3 separate regions of the Mus musculus genome follow, and all the other regions are linked to region 3. The links are chromatin loops, found by intact Hi-C in ENCODE. Cell type or tissue: left cerebral cortex. All regions are shown on one strand.

What was found. Hi-C counts contacts between places; a loop is a spot of excess contacts. Peaks named below come from ENCODE experiments on the same cell type or tissue, not always from the same donor. Only the 100,000 strongest peaks of a DNase experiment are listed, where the experiment ranks them.
Region 1: a loop joins it to region 3, with 4 times the contacts of the local background. A loop is called at or near these places in 14 of 42 quality-filtered maps.
Region 2: a loop joins it to region 3, with 7 times the contacts of the local background. A loop is called at or near these places in 33 of 42 quality-filtered maps.

What each region holds. Positions count from the first base shown.
Region 1 is chr1:194,834,815-194,842,814 of GRCm38, reverse strand. No RefSeq gene overlaps it. Among named protein-coding and RNA genes, the nearest start is that of Mir3962, 17 kb to the right of the region's middle. In left cerebral cortex, a CTCF peak has its summit at 3,382 (motif pointing left); DNase peaks (open chromatin) are centred at 3,110 and 3,379.
Region 2 is chr1:194,875,460-194,883,459 of GRCm38, reverse strand. No RefSeq gene overlaps it. Among named protein-coding and RNA genes, the nearest start is that of Gm39748, 22 kb to the left of the region's middle. In left cerebral cortex, a CTCF peak has its summit at 3,735 (motif pointing left); DNase peaks (open chromatin) are centred at 1,419, 1,685, 3,731 and 4,770; H3K27ac peaks cover 4,098 bases.
Region 3 is chr1:194,947,859-194,955,858 of GRCm38, reverse strand. Cd34 (CD34 antigen) reads right to left here. Exons shown (of 8, transcript NM_133654.3): 2 at 7,853-8,000; 3 at 6,295-6,554; 4 at 4,840-4,920. Gm16897 (predicted gene, 16897) reads left to right here. Exons shown (of 5, transcript NR_033564.1): 5 at 1-100. Among named protein-coding and RNA genes, the nearest start is that of Cd34, 13 kb to the right of the region's middle. In left cerebral cortex, CTCF peaks have their summits at 2,718 and 4,672; a DNase peak (open chromatin) is centred at 4,731; H3K27ac peaks cover 233 bases.

The DNA.
Region 1 (8,000 bases), 110 kb after region 3:
TGTCCTCTCTCACATCCTCCCCAGATTCATGAGTCCATTATCAGCTGGGTTTGCTTTAGTTCTGTGTATGTCAGTAGCAGCTATAGACTGAGATAGGAAGCTAACATCTTAGCTTTGGAACCATTGAAGATTACATCTCCTACTTTCTCTCTCTTTATAGCCCAACTTTCAAGCACAGTTATCTGAACTAGGAGTGCCCCGAATCTGGATAGGCAGATGTGCACCACACAGGTGCTTCTTGGACTAGTTAGTAACTGTCAGAAGCCATCTAGGAAAGATTAAAGGCATGTTTCTTAATTAGGGTTTTACTGCTGTGAACAGACACTATGACCAAGACAACTCTTATAAAAAACAACATTTAATTAGGGCTGGCTTACAGGTTCAGAGGTTCAGCCCATTATTATCAAGGCAGGAGTATGGCAGTGCCCAGGCAGGCATAGTGGAGGAAGAGCTGAGAGTTTAAAATCCATCTGAAGGCTTCTAGGAGAAGACTGCCCTCCTCATGTCTAGGAGGAGGGTCTCATTGTCCACTGCCACAGTGATATATTCCTTCCAATCCTACTCCAATGAAGCCACCCCTCCTAATAATGCTACTCCCTGTGCCAAGCATATTCAAACCACCACAACATGCAAGTGAGTTTCCTGGAGATGGCCCACCATTTTGCATGGCCTGCAATGGGTGAGCTCTTAGGATGCAGGATACTTACAGACTTCGTCCCAGCATTGCATCTTGCTGTAATATTCCTTTCCTGTCACTATTACATAGCCTAATGATTCCTGGGCATCAGCCCACCCTATTGGGCAAATCCCCCAGCAGATCAACGTGAAGATGAACTTTGATGAATTAATACTGTTTAGATTAATCAATGACTTTATGGAATTCCTGATTTGATTCAAATAATTTTAGGAAGTAAGTTTTAGGAGATAGTTTTAGTTGTTTTGCCAAAAAGATGTAAAAAAGTTAGAATCAAAATAGAATGTACATTCTTTTCATAGAACAGTAAGTAAAGGTTGCATAATAAGAAATACAATGAGCTTTCATAAATTGCTCTAAAAAGAGAATTAGACTTAGGACAAATTTGTAATCAAGGAAAAACATTCATTCTAGGTCAGGACCAAGGAAGAAGCCACAGGTGTACACTGTGATAAAGCAAGATGATGTGAAATCGTTGCTTTGAACTTAAATGAGCTTATAGAATGAAACACTGCTTTGTACTTACTACTGACATCCTTCTGTAACTCCCCTTTTGTGTAACATTTTACCTATTGATAATTGTCTAACGAACTTTTGTCTTAGAAGATATAAAAAGGCCAGAGAGAAAAAATAAGTGGTAGCTTGGGGTGCTCTGCCCCATCCATGCAAATGTGTGTGTATATATATGTCTGTTTGTTTATCTTATTTATATACACACATATGTAGGTATATGTATGTAAGTATGCATGAACACTTGTTGAGTTGATGAGACAGGTTGTCTGGCACAATCAGGGAGTGTGTGTGTATGAGTATGTGTATGTCTGTGCATATTGTCTGTGTAAATGATTTTCTTTCCTTTTCTCTCTGGTTCATGTAAAGTTAACAAGTAAGTCTCTCACCTGGCCAGTGAAAGATCCTTGAGCCAGAGAGAAAAGATCTCTAGCAATTAAGCATTTTTTTTCTTTTTAATTCCCTGTTGTAGTCTTCAGGAATTAATTACCAAAGCCAACATCTTTTGGCCTTAGCATATCAAATAGTAATAAATAGAAGGATTGCCAAACAGAAAAAAGCTTTGGCCATGATTACTGATTCCATACCCATCACTGCCTTTCTTAGAGAACTGGTACCATGACTAGACTGTGGCAAGTAAAGATGAAATGTGTGTGTGTGTGTGGGGGGGGGTGTGTACACTCATCTATACCATGGAATGTATACTTATTGTCTTCTTCAGTATTTTCAAACTCTGATGTATTAGATAAAATTGATCTGACCTGTCTTCAGCTTACTTTTTACAAAAAGCCTTCCTGAGTTAACTTTATAGCAACCTAATTTGAATTTAGCTGAAAAAAAAAAACCATATGGCTCTGTGATGCACTGTACACTGACTGAGTTGTTTAAACAGGAGCATTCAGTCTCCCCATCCAAATCACAAGTTCACTGAGGAGCTGCCCTCATTCCAAGGTCTGTACTACTGATAGGAAGACTAGATAGAGGTTGGAAATATATGATGAGATTTTTGTCTAGTTACATGATTCCCAGTAGCTCTGTATGACATGGGAAGGATTAAGGATTGAGTCTAATTTCTGGGAATCTATTGTTTTCTTGTCCATCTTTCCACCTCCAAGCACATGTTCTTGGGATTAAAGATGCATAGAAAGATATGCTTCTGCCCCTGACCATGTGCTCAGGCCTCCATTTACCAAAATAAATGATCAGGAACAGAATAATCTTTCTTCAACCTTCAGCTCTGTTTAGAAAGACCCTAAAGTCTAGTATCTCTGGACTGTCATTGACAGAGTAGGGTGGGGTGGGAGAATTTTTTCTACACAGGACCTTTTCTCACTTTTTATTTCTTTCATCCTTATTTGCATTCTGTAAGGAGGTGACATATTCTAGAATATAACCTCCTTATTTCATTCCATAAATTTAATTGTTATTTCTGTGTTTGTGAAAGATAAAGGATTAAGGCAATGCTTCATATTATAGCACCATTTGTAAATGCTAATAATTATTTATGAAATTATCTAGGATTTTATAGCAAGGAAGATAATAACTTAAACTGATGTATTAAGCACGCACAATCATTATTTTAACAACATGAAATGCACCTCTATAGAATAATCATTTCATAAATATGAAGAAAACATTCAGAGGTGGCACCTTAATTTAAGACGTTACAGGATTCATAGCACCCAAATCCCCAACCCTTTTTCTTCAAGACAGATGGAGTTTCTTATCTGGCTGCACTATTCTTCTTTCTTGAAGTGAAAATGAATTCTTAAATTAAAAGATATATTATCAAGGTAATTTTGGCAATGTGATGAAGCAGTGGGAGAGGAGATAAGACGAAGGATTCCTGGGACCAGAACAAACTGGGGAAATCTTATCTATACTTAGCTAACACCACACATCCCTTTGCTTCCCCCACCCCCCACTTCCAGATGCCCACAGTGTAGCATCACTGCAGGGGCTGAAGAGACACATTATTTCCCTTGAATATTAAGGTTTGAACTACTTTGAGCAAGGGATACCTCAACAAAGAAGATTCAGAGAAATAAAGGAGAGAATCAAGAAGGAAACATCAAATTTGACAAAGAGAGAATGAGAGAGAAAATACAGAAATTGCAGTCTGTTATTTGTATAATGCCAGTTGGCAGACACTGTCATCTGGATGGTGCCCTCTGCTGATCACTTTTATAATTTCAACACCACACACTGAGATGTCCTCAGTGGATGCACTCATCCAATACCAGTAGTAAAGCAGAGTTTAGTACTTACACCCTGTGCTAAGTCTTAAGACTGTGACATGTATTAATCCTAATAAGAAGCAAAATGATGAAAATGAGTCCCAGGCATCTTACAACAGAAGATGTGGCCCAGATTCAAAGTGGGTTTTCTTAGCTCAAAAGGTATGGATTAAAGGTATGTCTTCCTACCTTAAAGGTCCAGATTAGAAGTAGATCTTCCCACTTAAAATTAAATAAATGTCTTTCACAGGTGTGCCCCTACATTTTGGGGTTTTACTTAATTGCAGATGTAACCAAGTTGGCAACTAAGACTAGACACTACAGAAGCCAATACTAGAAGCTTAAATATTAAAAAAAAAATTAAAAACACAAACAACCTCAAAGGGCACGAGCTGAACAGATTGCTCAATTTAAGACAGAGGCAGAAAAGGATGTTACAGTCAAATTTTGTTACTTTCCATGAATTTCAGCTTTTGTCTTTCATTCCCAGTCCCCCTCCCTATAAGCACAGCACCTTTTCATACATTGTATAATTCAATTATTGATCGTTTGCCTCCTTCCACTAGAGTGGAAGTGTCTGACAATATAGTTTTGTCTGCTTTGCACACTGTCTGTATCCTGTGGGAGAATGCCTCAGACATTGTAGTTGTTAAACAAATTGGTGTTAAATGCACAAGCAAGAACTGAGGGCACAGGTACTGGCAGTGCACTAACCTGATATGTAAAAGGTACCTGGCACACAAACACACATGGTGCACTGTTTCCTTGAAATTGCAACTTATTATGAGGAATAAAGTGAGTTTCTATTTCACTGCAAGTGGCACCAGCATTAAAAATTATTGTGTAATGGAATTCTAGCAGAACAATTATTTTCCACAGCTGGGGCAGCATACAGCTTACTCTGCACACCCTCTGTTTACACTCTGCCTTCTTATGAACCTCATGTGCCACAGTTTAGTGGCCAGTAAGTCTTCTAGTCTCTGTGGCCCACGGCTGCTGATTCCATAGGGACTCAGCTGAGCTAGTCTTCATCTGCCCAATGACTCTGCCTTCTTCCAACTGTGACTTGGGATGATAGATCCAGACCAGTATGGATGGCAGAGGTTAGAGGAGTCAAAGGTAAGAGCTTCTGAAATTTTTGACATAAGTTTATGGCCTGCAGTGTGGCTGGGCAGCAGTGAGTGGAGAAGGGAAAGAGGAGCTCACAAGGCAGCTTCTATTAGGCCATCTGGGTAACAAAGCGAGGAATGATCTCAGGTTATAATGGGTGTAGAGGAGCAGAGGGCAGGAAGAGTCTCATCTGAGCTGCCAGCTTGGGAAAATGCAGATGCTCCCCCCACCCCATACACATAGTATTGTCACTGTTATCACCTTCTATGGAATCAGTTTGTCTGAACCTTGGTCTGCCTGACTCATCGTCTTGGCCTGTTGCAATAAAATGCTACATACTGAATGGCTGAACAGGAATTTATCCTTTCAGTCTAAGAAGCTGAAACTATAAGGTTGGTATCCTGGTGAGCTTTTGTCTCTTGCCTGATAAAACTTCTCAGTCAGTACGTGTTTGTTGTTTTTTTTTTCAATATTGGAGACTGAACACAGAATCTCACTCATGCCACACAAGCACTCTACTACTGAGCTACCTTTCCAGCCCTCTTTTAATTTATTTTGAGACAGAATCTCACTAAGTTTCCAAGGTTGGCCTTGAACTCAATCTTCAACACAAGCAGGTTTCCCTTTATTTTGATCCTCCAACTCTGGCTTCTGAGAGGCTGGGATTTTAGACCAGGCTCAGCTTCTTTTTTCTCTTCTTGCAAGGGTATTGGCCATGTTGGGGTAAGTAAGGCACTGTAGTTCTAACTGCATTTAGCTTTTACTATCTCTTCACATGTCCCCACTTCCAATACGTGGTGGAATTGGGAGATGGGGATCTGTCACTGGTATTAGGCCTTTATAATGGACTCCAGATGAATGAGATTTCTGTTCTAAAAAAAAAAGGACAGAAAAAGCTCCCCCACTCACCGTCTGTGTGAGATTACGTTGAACAGGAAGTTAAACCTCACAGACTCTAAGTCTGCTGCCACACCTTGAGTTTAGTCTTCCAGTCTTCAGAACCATGAAAAACAAATGTATGTTGTTGATGCCACCCAGCCTGTTGCATCATTCTACCAATCTGAGTCACTTAAGACATCTGCCTAATTGGAATCATTCCTTTTTACAATTAGTTCTTCATGACCCTGGGTCCAGAGCTGCTCATTGAAAATAGCTTCCTTTTAGTCTGATCATAGATCTTTTTACTGAAATCAGTTTTTTGTTTGCTTGCTTGCATTTTTTTTAAAGGTGCAGAGCTTAGACCAATGGCATTAGTGCCACTCAGAAACCAGTCACAAACACAGTGCCCTGCTTCATGTCTCCTGAATCAGTATGCCGGAGCTAGGTCCCATTGCTCTGAGGCAGAACAAGCTGTACCGTGATTCTGATGCAAGCAGAGTTCTGGGAGAATGTCGTGAGTTGCAAGCAATCTCTTTGAGAATTGTCTATTTCTCAATAGACATCACCTGGCATCACCCTGAAGGCTAATAAAAATGCTGCCACCCCCAGAGGTTTTGATGTGAAGTCTAAAGCACGGCCTGATAATCTAAGTTTCCAGTGAGTCCCTTAAGTGATGAAGACTCTGGCTGGGTCTGGAAGCACTGATGAAATGGACTCTTTTGCTTCTTTCCTGAAAAGTTGTTTTCTATGTATCTTCTGTCTGATGTGTACTTTTTCCTTGACTTGACTTGACTATTCCTTGCCCGACCCTCAGCTTCATTGCCTTGGGCTATCTCTCTGCACCCTACAATAGCCATGGCAGAGGGTGTCCTGCTGCTCTGTAGTAAGAGCCGCCTAAATCACTGGCTGTCCCTTTAATCAGGCTCACTAGAGAACCTCACTAGGGAACCATGATCCTATCACCCAGGCTTTTTGTCCATGACCAGGTTTCGTTTGTTTTCTCTATTCTGCACTAAGTCTGACCTCATCAGGTGCTGGAGCTCAGCCAGGGCAGGGTTTAGTTCTGCTCCCTTGGTGTTGTGATGTGTTGTTATAACTATACTTTCTGTCTCCTAGGTGCCAAGTCTTCTTCAGCACCTGACTTTACACACACACACACACACACACACACACACACACCATCTGTTTTAGTTTATTAATTTATTTTAGTAAACATACAATTTAATAAATTTCTTTATGATATTTTCATACACACATATTAGTTTACTTTGGATTCTAATTTTAATATTTACTATGGAACCTAGGTGCTATAGGCAGGATGCTATAGCACCCTCCAAGTGTCAGGCTTTGCCAATAACTACGTCATGCTTCCCCAGTTTCTGAATATGATCAGCTAGGAGACCAGTCCTTGGATTTATGTCCATTTGGACCTCCCTCCTATTATTGCACCAACTTCTGCCACTCTCCATACCTACCTTTCATCTGCTGGCTGGACAGTTCTCAGTATCAGCCCAGCTTTCACTGGCTGACCCATTCTGATAGGCATTTTTGCCTTTATGAAATCTCACCATTGAGCCTGCCCATCCAGCTACTGTCTTTCTTCCAGGCTGGACTGTGTGACAGGCCTGGGTTATTTCTGGGTTAGTGCTGGCTTTTAGAGATGCAGAGTCACTATGTTCCATATTTTATCATTGAAGGATGGGTTGAATTGTTGGCCAGGCTTCCAAGTCCTTAGGATAAGGGACAGGTGGTGAGTTTTTATTATGTTGTTATCAATTATAGGATCCTTCAGAAATTGCTGGCTGGGATGAACAGAATGAACAACCCTGTGTTTTTTTGTTTGGTTTGTTTGGTTTGTTTCATTTGGGGGTGGACCCCAAGCTTAGGAACCATAGTAATTAGCCCAGCTGCAGAATTGGGCAAACATATCACATGGCTGACACTGCTCCAAGGGGTTGGACTAGTATTAGAGCCACTGGCTCTGATGAGGGCTTTTGTCAGTTTAGGTCTCTGCTTGTGGGAGCAGATGCAAAGAGGCCTTCAGCTTTGACCAGCTGTTCCCACTACATTCCCTATTTTGTCCTTTGTGGCCCAAGGAACTACTGTTATTGAGCCTAAGAATGGGAATTTTGGAAGGAATCCTCAGATCTAGGAAGGCAGCAGAAGTATTTAGAGATAGCGTGGCCACTGAGTGGTGTGGGGGTTCATCTGAAGGAGAGATTGGGATTGGGGTGTGGCACTCACTGAGCATGGACCATGGAAGAAAAAAGAGCATTTCAACCACATGCAAAAAAGAGGCTATGTGTAGTCTCATGGCTCTGAAATTTACCAAAACAACCCAAAAATTAAAAATATGGCTCACTATGCATGCTGGAGCTCTGGGTAAGGAGCATGTTGGCAGATGTCAGAAAAGGGAAAGCTCTGGAGCTGTGTCCAGAGGCTCTGTGGCAACCACAGAACTGACAGGGGTGGGGCTGGGGGAGTGCTCTCCCCACAGTACAGCGCATAAGTTTCACCTGGAGGTGCATGTCTAAAGCTTGTCTCTGGAATCAGATATACACGAGATATGT
Region 2 (8,000 bases), 72 kb after region 3:
TTTTTCTTTGAGGGGTTTAGGGTTAAGGTACCCAAGCATGGGTATGCATCATTTCCCTCTTATTTCTATTAAAAAAATACCCAAACTTTGGACTATAAAACAGCATACATTTAGTGCTTCACAGTTCTGGGTGTTACAGTCCAACATGAGTTTCACTTGTCTAAAAGTGTTTGCAAGACTGTTTCTTCTGGAGGCTCCAGGGAATTCTTCTTGGCCTGTCTTGGGTTTTAGAGAATCTATGTCTTGTTCACAGAGAATTACTGTACTCTGCTTTCATCAGCAAATTCCTATCCATACTTTAAAGTTGCAACCCCTTTCTTTTAAGGGACCTTCTAATTACATCAGGCCCACATACAGTAATCCCTCCATCTCAAGAGTCTTTTACATTTTCTATATTCTTTGAGATTTTTACATGTGTAATGTATTTGATTATGCCCACCCTGTTTCTCCATCTCCAATCTCCCAGACTCTCTTAACTTAATAACCCCAGTTTTTCTTTTTTCTTGATAATCGATTGAGTCCAATTACAGCTTCCTATAAGTATATGAGTGTGGGGCCATCCACAAAGACAGGCAATGTACTAGACGTTGATTCTCTGAAGAAAACTGACTCTCAGTTGGTTCCCTCAACAACTATCAGTTGTTGGTTTTAAGCTAGGAGCAGGGACTTGGTGCATCTTAAGAGTTTTACTGCAATCACAGGTATAAAAGTCCTTCAGCCTGATAATACAATGTAATCACAGACATCAGAGACTAGGACTAGGACTTCTTTGAGCCAAAGGATTAGGGGATGGAGATGGCAGAACATTTGCAACATCAATAAAATCTAGATTTTCAGATAAATATTTAAAAATAAATATTCCTGGACGAAGAAGCACAGATTTATAATCCCAGCAATTGGCGCACAGAGACAGAAGATTGTTTGAGATCAGACTGGGCAAAAAAAGGAAGAGGGAGGACCCTGCCCAAATAATAACTAAAACCAAAACAAGAAGGAAAACATCTACATACAATAGTGAGCTCTCCTTCTTCAAATAAGTCACAGAGTAACTTTATAAAGATTTTCACTGCCTTTATATAACCAATAGAAACAGACTTAACTGCTATGGGGAAGAAGCTATTGGCAACATCACATGTAGGTCCCACAGAAGAAGAAAGAACTTTCTAGGTTGAGAAGTTATAATCCTATGTGTGTCTCACTGAGGTCTGGCTACAGCCTTGAGACACCAGTAGTTAACAATTGATCACAGTCCTTCAGCTACTCTAATCTACACTTCTCTGGTTCCATAGACTCCAAAACACTTACAAAAATCATTAAACTGCATTTTGTAGGCCAGTTTCAGGTTCATAACAAAACTGAGCTGAAAGTACAGAGAGTTTCCATATACACAGGCCCCACACCCACACCCTCCTCCACAAAAACATTTTTGAAAGCAGAGTCCTTGGCTTCTTTTCATTTCCAAAAGTAATACCAAGATAAAAAATTTAAATGTAGCTGCTCTGGCTGAAGTGTCATTTGCAGTCTCTCAACCTCTGTCAGACCCTATGTATGGTTTGAAATGTCTGTTTTAGTGTTCCTTCCATGAGTGGAACATGGGGAATAATGTAGGTTAGAAATTACTTTCTGCACTACAGAAATAAGAAGAATGTGTTGGAAATTATCCTTCAGGCTGCAAAAGCAATAAACAATAATGTTCTGCCAAGAACTAGAACAGAACAGGCTTCCATTCTGAGACTTGGTTTCCCATCTCTGCCACAAAGCAGAGGCTTTTCTGTGCTATGAATCAGTTTATTTTAGCTACAAGAGTAAAAGGCTCTGGTAGGCTATAGCTGAAATGTGTACCCCTACCTCAAGGTTAATCTCATCCACTCATGTATTGAGGGGGTTTCTTGCTGTGCACTCCTTAGATTCTGAGGACAAATAAATTAGTTGTTTGGGGGGAAGAAGAGGGCCAGAGAAATAAATAGAAGTAAGTGCTGAGTGTCCTTGGAACACAGTGTTGGAAGAGCTTCCAGGAGAGGTACAGACCTAGAAAGTTTCCCAGAAGAAATGGTGCTTTGCCCAATATCAAAAAGACAGAGAAGAGTTAGCCCATTGTGGAGATTTGGTAGGCTAGGATCCTGGAGTTGAATGATCAAAACTAGGAAATGGAGAAGAGCTAAAATAGTTTTGTTTTTTTCTTAAAGTAATCAGGGCATAACTGGCATTTAGGGGAAAGGCCCTGGCTCCAGTAGTAGCAAAATGTTAAGCCTGGTACACTCTAATATACTAATTAGAGTACTAGTAAAAAGGAAGAAAAGAAGAAGGAGGAGGAGGAGGAGGAGGAGGAAGAGGAGGAGGAGGACAGATTTATCTAAAGCATTAGGAAGAGGAACAGATAAAGGGGCCAGTGAACCCCAAGTCCATTTTCAGGACATTGACAGGATCTTTAGGGTTAAATAGAAGACATTAGGACAGGAGTAAATACCACTAAGCAGTCATAAAGATGTAACCCGGTTGATTATTATTGTCTACTGCCTCACCTCCCAAGGGCTAGAATTACATATGCTTGTCCCACACTTAATTCTTCTTAGTTCTTGTTCTGAAAAGTGAAGAAATTATTAGGGCTGACATCACTTGAGGGGAGCAATGTTTGTCTTGCAAATGATTATTTCTGCTCCAAGATGCATTCTCATCCTAGGGTGGGGATAGAATAGTCTATTCTAAAAGGATTTGATCTTAAAAATCCAAAGTGACTGTAGTTTGGACAATAAGTTCCTTTATATCTTTATCCTAAAAAGAGGGTGAGACAGATTAGGTATATGGACTCCTAAACTGGATCGAGCAGGAGATGGAGACAAAGTGAAATGAAGACAGAAATTCTGAGCTTTCATCATGCTTTCAGCCACCTACTGGGCCCTGTTGAAGAGGTAGGTACTTTTAGCAAATGCATCTTCTAATTGCCTGTTATACGGGCAGATGTTGCAACCGACCTCGAGGCTTATTTAATTGTGGACTTTGTCTAGGAGCCAAGACAGCCAACCAGGTTCCTAAAGGTTCAATAGGGGGTGGGGGGTTGGGGTGGGGGGTGGGGTGGTGAGAGTGGGGGTGAGGGGGCTTTGATTTGCTCTACCTCCTTCTGAGTGATTGACTGTGAATCACCAAGGTTATTTCTTTGCTGTAATCATGAGCTGGAATATTTGCAACCTTTAGGTTGGTGGGATTCTGTGAGCAAAAGACTGAGGCAACTTGCTCATGCAGATTAGAAGACCAAGGTGGGTCTAAAAATGGGGGTTGGGTTTCCATGAGCTGAAATTCCAGACTGAGGTTTAGGGCCTCAGGGGAGGAGTGGTGAGAATTGAGATGGGATCCAGGGCCAGGGGGGATCTGAGGGCCAAGATGGCTGTTGAGAGCTGGTGATGGGGCAGTTCAGGGCAGGTGTAGACTGCTGATGGCCTGGACTGGAACTGAAAGTGAAAGCCAGAACGAACTTTGAGGGCCAAATTGGTTTAGGAGAGCCCTTCTATGGTTTACTCTCAAATTCTCACGTCTCAGTTTCTCAATAAGAAACCAAGATAAGGGATTCTTGGTTAGAAACCCCACAATCGTCCTACTGTTCCAGCCAGGGACCCCAGAGTCATTTAGAGCAGCTGCTAGCAGCACAGACTTGTATTGGCCTTTTGCGCAGGCGCAAATTGCAGCTCCTAGACCGCCTGGTGGGCACTGTAGCTCGCGTGCACCCTCTGGTGGATGCTTGGAGCAATGGCTGGTGGCTGGGAATGCACAAATTTATTTCAGGCGCCCGGCCAAACGCAGTGATTTTCCAGGTCCATGCAAGCCAGGAGGAGCGAGTTGCAGGGAAACTAGACGGAAGTGCCACGCAAACCCGCCTTTTCTGCATTGTTTTGGAGTCAGGTGAGAGCAGTGACGGGAAACGCTGCTCGCCCCTCCTGGCCTGGACCATCTCTGGCCTTGAGAGGGCACTGGGCCCAATAGCTGCTCATTTTGGAGGCTACAAGAGACAATATGTCCAGATGAAGACTAGAGCTGGCCCGCGCATTCTTCCTGGCCAGTATACAGAGTACATGTTACCTCTGCTCACTCGCAGTAAAGGCGTAAATAATGTGAGGAGAGACACTGCCCAGAGAGGCTAGAGTTCTGCAAAACTTGTTGAAGTTGAGGCATGACCCAGGACCTGCCTATGCTTAGCAGAAAGGTCTCCCCAACCACGTGTAAGGCTCAGTTAGGAAATGTGAACCCACAAAATGAGAATTGCAAGTCCTGTTAATTAGGAACACACACATGTTCACTTTTCTTAACTTTTGAGGGCTCCTGTCTCCAGACTCTAAGTTATTCTTGCTTGATCTTCTTGAGTCCCATTGTATTCTGTTTGGAGCAGTCACTTTGAAATGTGTTTCCTCCAGCCTAGGACTTGACAATTAGTCATCAACATTATCACTCACCTTCTGTCCCTTTTAAGAACATGTTGAGTATTCCAATTTTTTTCCATCTGAAATTTTGAGTGCATTCAGTTGAGAAATGGCCTCTCTAAAGCGTTCCCCCTTTTCACACTTTCTCCAGCCCAGACTGGATCCCTTTGATGGTCATCATCCAGTTCTCCAGGAGGACCTGTTTGAGTAAATTGGAGAATAAAAAACAACTTCAAAAGTGTTTTTATCACTTTTGTAGAAATCATGCATTCTATTCAAAGATACCCCCTTTTCTCCGATACTGGCAGTGACCACAGGTGCCTGGGTTTTTACTATATAACAGCATCACAGGCACTGTGGGTGAGTAAGGCTCATGGCATGCCCTCACTATGATGACACACTGTCTCGTGTTCTTCAGGAAATATCCAAGAAGATGACCTCATTGGCAAGTTGGCACAGTGCCCTTGTTGCACAAAGGGATACATTGAGATCCAGATAGAAGGCACTAACTGATCACTCAGCAAGTTTATAATAAGGTTGGAATTAGATCCCAGGTTTCCTGATATCCACTGCATTTGTTCTTCTATTGTGTTTTGGAGACTTTGAGACTTGGAAGATGTTTCCTTGTTGTATATGTTTACTTAGGGATCATTAATAGCAGTCTCACTATGTACTAGGCTTAAGGCAACACATGCACAGTTACATATTCCACAGTGAAGCTTCAACCACTGATGAACTCACAGATAGCAGTGGTCCTGAGGACTGTGACAGAGCTGAAATGTTCATATTATTCAAGGATATTGTAGCCATTTAGATGTCATGATGCAGCTCATCACTCACACTTGTCGAGATGGAGTGAACAGTTCTAACTACCTTACACAACGTAAAGTGCACATGATCAAGTTCAGTGTATAATACCTGATGATGAGTGGCTATCTTAATGATTTATGCTATTTGTAATTATTATTTTAGAGTTCATTCTTCCTTTTTAAATTTACAGTTAAAAAGTGCACATGTTCTACCAGCGTCAGTTTCATATGCCATATGTTCACTGGTCTCATACCAAAGGCAGTGTTAATTGATAAGCTTCACCATCTATGTGTATGTGAGTTCATTCTGTAATATTTGCTTGCTGACAAAATGCATGTACCTCTATATGTCCCTACCATGAAGCAGTTTATGACAGCGCATGGGGAAGATGTAGATCCAAAAGCTTGTCACTCAGCTGGACAGAGGAAACATGCCTTTATCATCTTTACATGCACTCTGGCCATTTTTATGTTCATTTTTCATCTCCCACACTCTTCCAAAGAAAATAACCTGAAATAATACAAATCCCTTGCCAAAAGGCATCTCAAATCCAGTTTTGGCTACTGACATATTGATGGACATTATCCAGTGGCCTTGAGGAGGTGGTGGGCAAGCAGAGCCATGGCCTATAATAAGGAGAGACAACTCAGCGTACACCCTCCAGTGAATAATAGAACAAAAGCTGCCAGTGCCTGCCTGCAGGATCAAAGCTCATGGGCAAGCATTGTGTCTCTCAGAAAAATAGATCCAAAAAAGGCACTTGAGCGGTGAAGCCATGGAACTTTCTGGGAAGGAAGCATGGACAGTAGACAGACTTGCTAGAGAGAGGACCGCTATACTCTACTATACAGAGGTCCTTTCTTGTGGTATTTCTCTGGAGTTGGAGGACTGACCCCTCTGTCCTCCTCACATGTCATCTATCTCAAAGCTCGGAGAGATAGAGTGCACTAAGCCTGAGATGAATCCTGAACTAGGTGGTAGGAGACTTGAGATCTGTGAGCTTAGGCACCCCACGAGTTTTCTAGGTCTTAGTTTCCCCATTTGTAAAGAAAGGGGAAAAATATTCCTCAAACCCCCTTTTTCTGTCAACAAGCACATTTCTATGAAAGAAGGAAGACTAGATCAGTTGCTATCAGGCCCTTGTCTGGTTACTGACTGAAAAGTAGAGCAGTGACCACTGCTATTCTGGGTCTCAGTAAGAAAATGCCCATTTCCTGGGAAATCTGGAGATGGCTCAAAGGCAGACTTATTCATTCTCTCTTATAGCCTGATTACACTTGCCAGTAGACAAAGCAGCAATAGCCTCAGAATAACTCTAAGGGCAAATTCATTAGCATTAGGATTTAAAACCTGAAAATAGTTTCTAGGATACTAAATTCTGGGGCTGGAGGTTGGCTCAGAGGTTATAAGCACTTATTGTTCTTTCATAGGACTGAGGTTCAATTTCCAGCACTTACAAGACAGCTTAGAGCTGTCTATAACTCTAGTCCTCTTAACTTCTGGGCAATCTCTCCAGCCCATGTTGACTATCTTTTTAAATGCTTAATAGAAGATTTAGAAATGTCTATAAGTTAAATGTATTGTTGCTTTTTCAGTTGAGATTTTTGTTCTTTAGGTGAACTGTAGTATTCTCTCTCTATTTTGGATATGAGTCCGGAGTCACATATATGAATCGCAAATGTTTTCTCCTGGCCTGGGGCTTGCCCTTTCTTTGATCTTATTTATTTATTTAGACATTTATTTAGATCTTATTTATTTTATGGCTCACGGTATAGCCCTTGCTGGCCTGTAACTCATCATAAACACCTGGCTGGCCTCAAACTCACAGAGAACAACCTGCTTCTTCCTCTCTACTGCTGAAGCTAAAGGCATGTTCAGCCTGCATTTTCTTTTTTCATATAATGCCCTTTGAAGACTAGAAATCTTAAGCTTTTGATGAAATCTAATTAGTTGATATTTTCTCTTGTGTTTTTTTTTTAGAATTGTCCCCCTCCCCCCAAATAATCTTATCCTGAGGTCACTAATATTTCCTCTATATTTTCTTACAGTTTTAGTTTTTATATATAGATGGATGAACCAGTTTGAATCAGTCTTTGGTACAGGGTAAGGTAAGAACTCAGTTGACTTCATAATTTTTTTTTGTAGGTGATTTAACTGCATCCTTTTATCTTCTGGAAGAAGTCATTTGTACTTTATCAAACATAAACTGAAGGCTAGGCTTGATGGTTCACACCTCTAATTCCAGCAGAGGCAAGCAAATCTCTGGGAATTTGAGGCCAGTTTTGTTTCCATAGTGAGTTCTAGGCCAGCCAAGGCCACATAATAGTAAGATTCTGTCTTGAAAAAATAAATAAAAAATTTAAATATTAATAATATATCACTACAGTTTGACTCCTTTGATCACCACTTTGTTCCACAGATCTGACTTTGTGCTTGCTTCATACTATCTTAATTATAGTAGCTATTTGCTAAGAATTATACTTAGATGATTGCAGCCTTGATCTAATTTTATTTAATATTTGATATTATTTTGTGATTGTTTACATTCAATTTTATTTAAAAATTATGAATGAAAATATTTACTGGAGGTGAATTTATCACAGCCCTGACTCCAACTTTGTTTTTCTCATTATTGTGGTTACTTTGCATTGCTTCCATTTCAATACAAACCTTAGGATAAGTTTGTTAATTACCTAAAAAATGTCTATTGGAGTTTTAACTAGGCTTATATTGAACTTGTAGATCAGTTTGGAGATCTTAACTATATTGAGTATTTTGTGC
Region 3 (8,000 bases):
ATGAGAGAGTGGGCAGGAAGAAGCCACAGAATCACCATTTTGTTTGTGAGAATCACAGTTAAAAGTATCTAACTACATCTGTGTACACATGTTACTTTCTAAAAAAAAAAAAAAAGAATATTACTAATCTTTCTAGAGGGGCATTCTCAAATTCTGCAATGTCTCTTACCACAGTAAAGAAGCACATCAAATACTGAGGAGGAGGAGATAAATATTTATAAAGGATCTTTGAGATATTTAACAATGCTAAATTTCTAGGATCAATTGTCCCCTATTGTGTTCTGATTAGGTTTGTTTGTTATCAACTTGACACAAGTTAAAAATTATTTGGAAAGAGGGACCCTCAATTGAAAAGATGACCCTATAGGATTTTTCTGTATCCAAGTTTGTAGTGCATTTTCTTAACTAGTGATTGATATGGATACCCCAACCAATTGTGGATAGTACCACTTCGGGGGATGTGGTGGTCCTGGATTGTGTAAGAAAGCAGGCTAAGCAAGCCAGGAGCAAGCAAACCAGTAAGCAGCACTCCTCCATGGATTCTGCATCATATGCCTTGAATTTCAACCCTTTTCTCCTCAAGTTGCTTTTGGTCATGGTGTTTATCATGACAATAAGAAACCCTACCTAAGACACCCTGCAGCCACCTATTTCAAAGTAATTTTATATATTTTGCTGTATTAAATTTGGCAGCGCAGGCAAAACCCATATCTTCATTGAGGAGACTGAAATAATTAAGAGGTTGTTGTTATAAGTTAGACAACAAGTGGGTAATGACTAAGCAGGAGACATTAAATTGTCTCCAAATATTTCTTTCCAACAGATGGTCTTCCTCCATCTATAACAGATGAATTTTGTACAGAAACTGACCTTTAGTGTTTGGTAGAGGGCAAGGAAAGCAGAAGCTATGTGTGATCAGAGGTTGGAAATAGCCTACCTCAGAGGAAGTTGGTATACTGTATAAGTGAGCCAATGTGTTCTGACTAGATATGAACTTTGAAAAAGTAATCAAACTACCCAAACAGTTTCATCTTTGTGAGTTGTATGGATACAAATAGTAAATATAATAGACAGGGCACTAAATAGATACAGTAGTTCCAAAAATTATTCTTGTAACAAAGAACTTGATTTGATATTTCTCCAGAGATACAAATGCCAAGGAGCACAGGAAAAGATTTTCAATGTCACTAAGCACCAGGAAATGTAAACTCAACCATAACGAGATAACTATTCACATCCATTAGGTTGACTGTGTGTTTAAAACAGAGAGTAGAGGAGAGCAGGTGCTAACAAGGATCCAGAGGAGTCAGAGCCCTTCTGTAAGGTTGGGAGAAATATCAAATAGTACAGCCACTATTAAAAAAAACAGTAAGATGGACTAGAGTACACAGTACAGAGAACTTGCTTAGTATATACAAAGACCTGGATTCAATCTCCAAGAATTCAAAAAAAAAACCAAAAATATAGTAGTTCCTCTAAAATAGATTTACCATATCGTTTAGAAATTATACAGCTTGGTATTTACCTCAAAGTTTATATTAGGGTGCCATAAAACATGTCCATATGTATTCATAGCCACTTTATTCACAATAGCCAACAAATGGAAAAAAACAAGTGTCTACTAATGAATGAGTAGATGGACAGAATGAAGTACACATACATAACTGAATATTATTCAGACTTAATCCAGAAGTAATCTGTGTTATGATCTCATATCAGTACCTAGAATAACCAAGTTCATGGAGATAGACAGGAGAGCAGTAGTTGCCTGGGGAGTAGGGAACCATGTCATAGGAAGATACACAGAGTTCCAGAGAGACTGGCTTCAAGGTATATGTAGTGTTGATGTTCAAATTACTCAGTTTTAATGAGAAATTGTAATGGTAGTACTTTTCATGTTGTGGGTATTTTACTACAATTAAAAATGTTGGTGAATTCCCCTGTACCTATGACTACGATATAAGAAAATAAAGTAATCTTATATTTTAGAAAGGATCTTGAGAATCTTGATCACAAACACTAAATTAAGCAGATAGTGAAGTGGAAAGAATGGAAATAAGACCTGGGGAGACATGATGCTCTACTAACAAGGACTTTGAGATTAGGCAACATGCTTGAAAACATTCTATTCCTTAGCATGTATAAGATGCTCAGAAGCAAAGGATGCAGAACAGGAGAGTTAGTGGGGAGTCACTGTAACTGAATGTTTATACTAAAAGATCTAAATGGTCTACACAGGGAGAGCTAGCACCTTGTTGCTCATCATGCATCTTGCAAAATGGGGGCTGGGAAGGCTGAGGACCACATACACAGTTATGTTGAAACTTGTACTAGTTAGGTATCAGTATCAAATGAGTTCTGCAGGATGTGTTCATAGGGAAAAACCAAATCCTTTATGTTCCTAATTTGGGGTGTGGGTAGGGCCTGAGTCTCCAACTAGTATAGTGGTTCTTAATCTTCTCAATGCTGTGGTCCTTTAGCACAGTCCCTCATGTTTTGGTAACCCCCAATCATAAAATTATTTTGTTACTACTTCATAACTGTAATTTTGCTACTGTTCTGAACCCTAATGTAAATATCTGTGTTTTCCAATGGTCTCAGGCAACCCCCATGAAAGCATCCTTTGACCCCCAAAGGGGTCATGACCCACATGTTGAGAACCTCTGCACTAGGAAAGCCAGTACTTAAAAGCCCCCTGACAGCAAGCAGACACACTACCTATGGCAGCTAGGAGGCACTGTACCCTTTGCAATAGACTATTAGACTAGCAGGACTAAGAAGGGAATCTTGAAACATTGGGATCCATGGCTAGAAATTCTGGATCCAGAGAAAAATTCCCCCAGGAGGTCTGCTTGGGCCTTGGGATGAAGAGCTCTGGGGAAGAAATGGGATGAGAACATCCCTCTGGAGTGATGGGAACTCCAGAGAATGACAATGCTTCACATGTGCTCGGTAGTGGTAGACCTTGTGAAGTGTGGAAGTCCTGTTATTGGCTCAGGTGGAGGTTGGATGGGGCTGCTCCATCCAGACCCTAATCCTAGATCCTCCACCAATCTCAAAGGAACACACAGAGTTTTCTCTGGTCAGGAATGGAGCAGACTGACTGCATAGACCACAGGTAGAAAGAACAGTTCTTTCCAGAGAAGCACTTATCTTAGATGATGACAATATGTGATCCTGAGAACAGCAGAAGGATAGGAAATACTGAGCACAAAGAACTAGCATTCTGGCACAGATCTATGTAATAACACACACACACACACACACACACACAAACACACACACACATACATACACACACACACACACACACACACACACACACACACACACACATGAAAGAATACTCCATTAAGATAGGCAAAATAAAAACTGATGGGATTATTTTGTCTTTAGCTTTAATCAGTAAGGTTAAAAATTGGCATCAGGCACACATTAACTGTTGCTTGTACTTTGCCTATTTATGTTTACCCTAAATGTTTTTGAAAACTGCACTGAGTTATTCTAAAAACTTGTATCTATGATTTCTGTCACTTTTAAATGCTCTTAAGTTAAAGGATCCTTTTAATATGTAGTTTAAAAAGATTTGTAAGTCAGAGGTACCCACCTGATAGCTGTAGGTAAGAAACCAGTTATTTGAGTAGCCAAAATAAATAAGGCATGTTCCCTACAGCCTAAAGTCTGTCTAAACCATGCAGCCAGCTGTTAGCTACAAGTTTCCCTTCACTGCATTCCCAATTTGTAAGAAAATATTTTACTGTAAAAGAAAACAGCACTTTTTCTTTCACATCCATTCTTTCTCCAGGGCCTAGTTACTGTCAGGAAACAGGATTTACTGTAACACACAAAATTCACACCATGCCATGTACATTCTAACCAATGCAGTCTGACAAGGAAATAAAATAAGAATCACTATTGTTTTAAAAAAAATGAGAAAAATAACACATCATAGTAGATACCTTGGTAGTTCACTTTAAAAATGAAAAAGAACCAACCAAGAAGCTCCTAGAATTAACAGATTCAAGAAAGACAGAAACTAAAGATAAATATTAGACTCCAATAATTTTCTAATATCTACATGATAGCAAATATATGTTAGGATATCCTTGTTTAAAATCCATCAAACTTATAGTAAACAATGTTGGGGATATACCTCAGCAGCAAAACATTTGCCTAGTATGTACAAGGTCTTGGGTTCCATTCCTACCCAAAAGAAAAAAAATATGTTGAAGAAGAGTGGGAATAAATAGGGAAACATTTTAAATTAAAAAAATGATAAAAGATACAAAATAAGACTAGAAAAAACTCAAGGATTTCAGACAAGTTCTTATTCAAATTTGTGTGACTTTTTAAGATTTTTTTAAAAAAAGAGTTGTGAATCATCCTTCTGTGGTCTAATTAGGAAAGATCTGGCTTGTTGGATATTAAAAGCACTGTAATATGAAAACACAGCAGATTAAAATGGACAAATAAAATACCTCTGAAGTACCAGATCATATACAAACTTAATATAAACACAAAAATAAATTCAGTGTGCACTAAAGAGTTACATGTAAGTCTTTTGAGTTACAGTTTAGTTGAATGGTTCATATCTGGGCAATGACAAGGAATTTCTCAACATAAAAGCAAGGTTAAATCTGACTTCAAATAACAACACAATTTAAATTGTTTTTGCCCTTCTTGCTCACTAGATGGGGCCTCTGACTGCCGAAACCCAATATCAGAAATAGCCTGACTCTGTTAAGTCCCAGATTCCTTTTTCAGAGGAGGCCAATTCAGGGTAGCTTCAGGGTTTCAGAGGGGTTGGGGTGTGTGGGAGGAAGACCAAGGCCAACTTACACAACTAGATGCTTCACTTAGTTCCAGGCAGATACCCTGGGCCAACCTCACTTCTCGGATTCCAGAGCATTTGATTTCTCCCTATAGTAAAAGAAAAACAAAGTTAACATGCAAGTATCCTTGCTGGTCACTTCTTCCTCACCTCATTTCTGTCATGGTATTCTCTTGAAAAGATTAGGAAAAAGGAAATTTAAAGCTTGTCAGAGGCCTAGAGATTTCTGTGATTTATTTAGTTACTTCTTTTTTTTTTTTTTTTCTATAGATCAGGGTAGACCAGAATTCACAATGTAGCAATGTAACCCCTGCTGGCCTCAACTCATAATTGTCCTGCCTTTAGTTGTTGTTGACATGCCCAGTGAGATTTGAAATAAAAATTGAGCACCCTTAATCAAAAAATTCAGAATATAAAGTGTTTGAAAATCTAAATCTTTGTGATCCCTAATGTGGTGACGTAAGTGGGGCATATATACTACAGATTTTTGAATGTATAAAATTATTGAAAAGTATGATATAAGATGACCCTTAAATTATGTGCTTATGGTATATAAGAAGCACAGACAAGTTTTGATTTTGGGTCTTATCCTCAAGATATCTCATTATTTATTCAAAAATCAAATTATGTATTCCAAAATAAAAAGGCTGGACTAAAGATTTTCAGATAAGGGTAGGAGGAGTGTAGTTACATTGTTCCCATCTTATAAACTACTCCTATGAGAGAATCAAGCCTTTTGTTAACAAATCTAGACCATAAGCAAGAGGCCATTTGCTTATCTTGGGAACCCCTAGTGATGCTTAAAGGGCAAAAGAAGAAATTGTTTTGTTTTTCTCTTCAGTCAATTACACACTGACAACGGAGTAGCCAGGCAGCTGTTGTTGACACCCGTTTTTCTCTTGGCCCGTAAGAGTCTTTCCATTTATCTGCTATCTCTTTAAAAACAAAAGCTAGGTCCCTCATGGCTGTCTGTAGGCTACATGCTCTAATTTCTGTCTGTCAGATTGAAAGCTGGTGATTGCCACAGGCTAAAATGCCAAGAAGGTCAGACTGAACTCACCACCCTTATGTGTCCAGTTCTGAATTCATTAGATGACATCCTCACTGCCATTCTGGCCTGGGACAGCTACTAAGCCCTTACATATATGAGAAATACTTTGCCCTAAATATTTTAAGAAAGGCAACCCCAGTAGACAGGGGACAGATACAAATATTCCCAAAGGGAAATGGTGTTTCTGAAGAATTAGAGAGCTAGAAGGATCTCTAAGAATCTCCCCAAAGTGCAAAACCTAAAGCACAGATCAGACTTCTCACTGGACTTCACCCTCTCCTCCCCATCTTCCTCCTGACTAGCCTTTCTAGCAATATAAAATACATATTCCATGTTGACTCCAAGATACCTAAATCTCATGCTTTTATGAGCAGTGAGGCATAATCTGCTGTTTGGGGCCCAACTCACCCACCTTAATGGCACTCGGAGCAGAAGATGATGTGTAAGCATATGGCTCGGTGGGTGATGTCATCTCAAAGCTGCTATTATTAGGCGAATAATCAGAAACATTTATAGATGGCAGGCTGGACTTCCAGGTCATCTCTGAAGTGGAAATACTGTCTGAAGTAGTAGGCAGTATGCCAGTTGGGGAAGTCTGTGGTTGTGAAAAAGTGTGTGGAGTTCCAGAGCCTGAAGGGATCCCAGAGGTAACTGTAAAGTTGACCATAGTCTCTGGAATACACCAAAACAGTATATATGCATCTTCACAATGCACTCAGAAACACACAATCTCACTTTGTAGATTTCTGCACAGAAACAGGAATTTGGTGAGGTTACAGTTACTTTATATCTTAATCCTGGCCCAACTCAATTCAAGCCAGCTGTTAGAACCATAGCTATAATATATAGCAGGGGTGTCCACCCTTTTATTAACATTGTATCATGATGTTATCATTACAAATATGTTGGACCTTATTTGTAGCTAACCTGAGATGTATGAGACCTGCAGGTATCAGATTGTCCATGCAAGATCTAGAATGTAGCCAAGGTGCACTCTAATTATGAAACTGAAAATTTTATCCTACAGAAGACTTTTAGTTGGTTTGAACCCAGACCCATCTTCCACCACTTAGAAGAGAACAGAGACATCCATCAATTGAATCCAAACTGATCCTTACTTATACCAGCTGAACTTAGCATGACTATGAGAATCAGTCCTATTCTGGACCCACTTGTCATGTATGGCCTACAAATGTTTCCAACACAGAGAAAGCTATTTAGAACTTATTTAGAATACCATTTCTTACTCAAGAAGAAGGAAGACCAAAGTGTGGATAATTCGTTCCTTCTCAGATAGGGGAACAAAATATCCATGGAAGGAGTTACAGAGGCAAAGTTTGGAGCTGAGACGGAAGAAAGGACCATCCAGGGACTGCTCCACCCAGGGATCCATCCCATAAACAACCACCAAACCCAGACACTATTGCATATACCAACAAGATTTTGCTGACAGGACCCTGATATAGCTGTCTCCTGTGAGGCTATGCCAGTGCCTGGCAAATACAGAAGTGGATGCTCACAGTCATCTATTGGATGGAACACAGGGTCCCCAGTGAAGGAGCTAGAGAAAGTACCCAAGGAACTGAAGGGGTCTGCAGCATTATAGGAGGAACAACAATATGAACTAACCAGTACCCCCAGAGCATGTGTCTCTAGCTGCATATGTAGCAGAAGATGGCCTAGTCGGCCATCAATGGGATGAGAGGCCCTTGGTCTTGTGAAGATTCTATGCCCCAGTATAGGGGAATGCCAGGGCCAGGAAGTAGGAGTGGGTGGGTTGGGCAGCAGGGGGAGGGGACAGGGTATAGGGGATATTCGGAGGGGAAACTAGGAAAGGGGATAGCATTTGAAATGTAAATGAAGAAAACATCTAATAATAAAAAAAAGAATACCATTTCTTGAATCATTGGTTTATATGACCTCATCTGTGGTGGGGGAACAGGCTGTACTAGTTGACTACTTCTAGTTACCTGAGATGGCTGGTGTGGTCTTACTGCTGTCCTGATAGATCAAGTAGTGGCTGGTACTTCCAGGGATGCTAGATGTGATATTTTCCTCAACAGACTCATTGGTAGGAACTGATGGGGATATTCCTTGTGTAGAAGTCTCCGTGGTAGC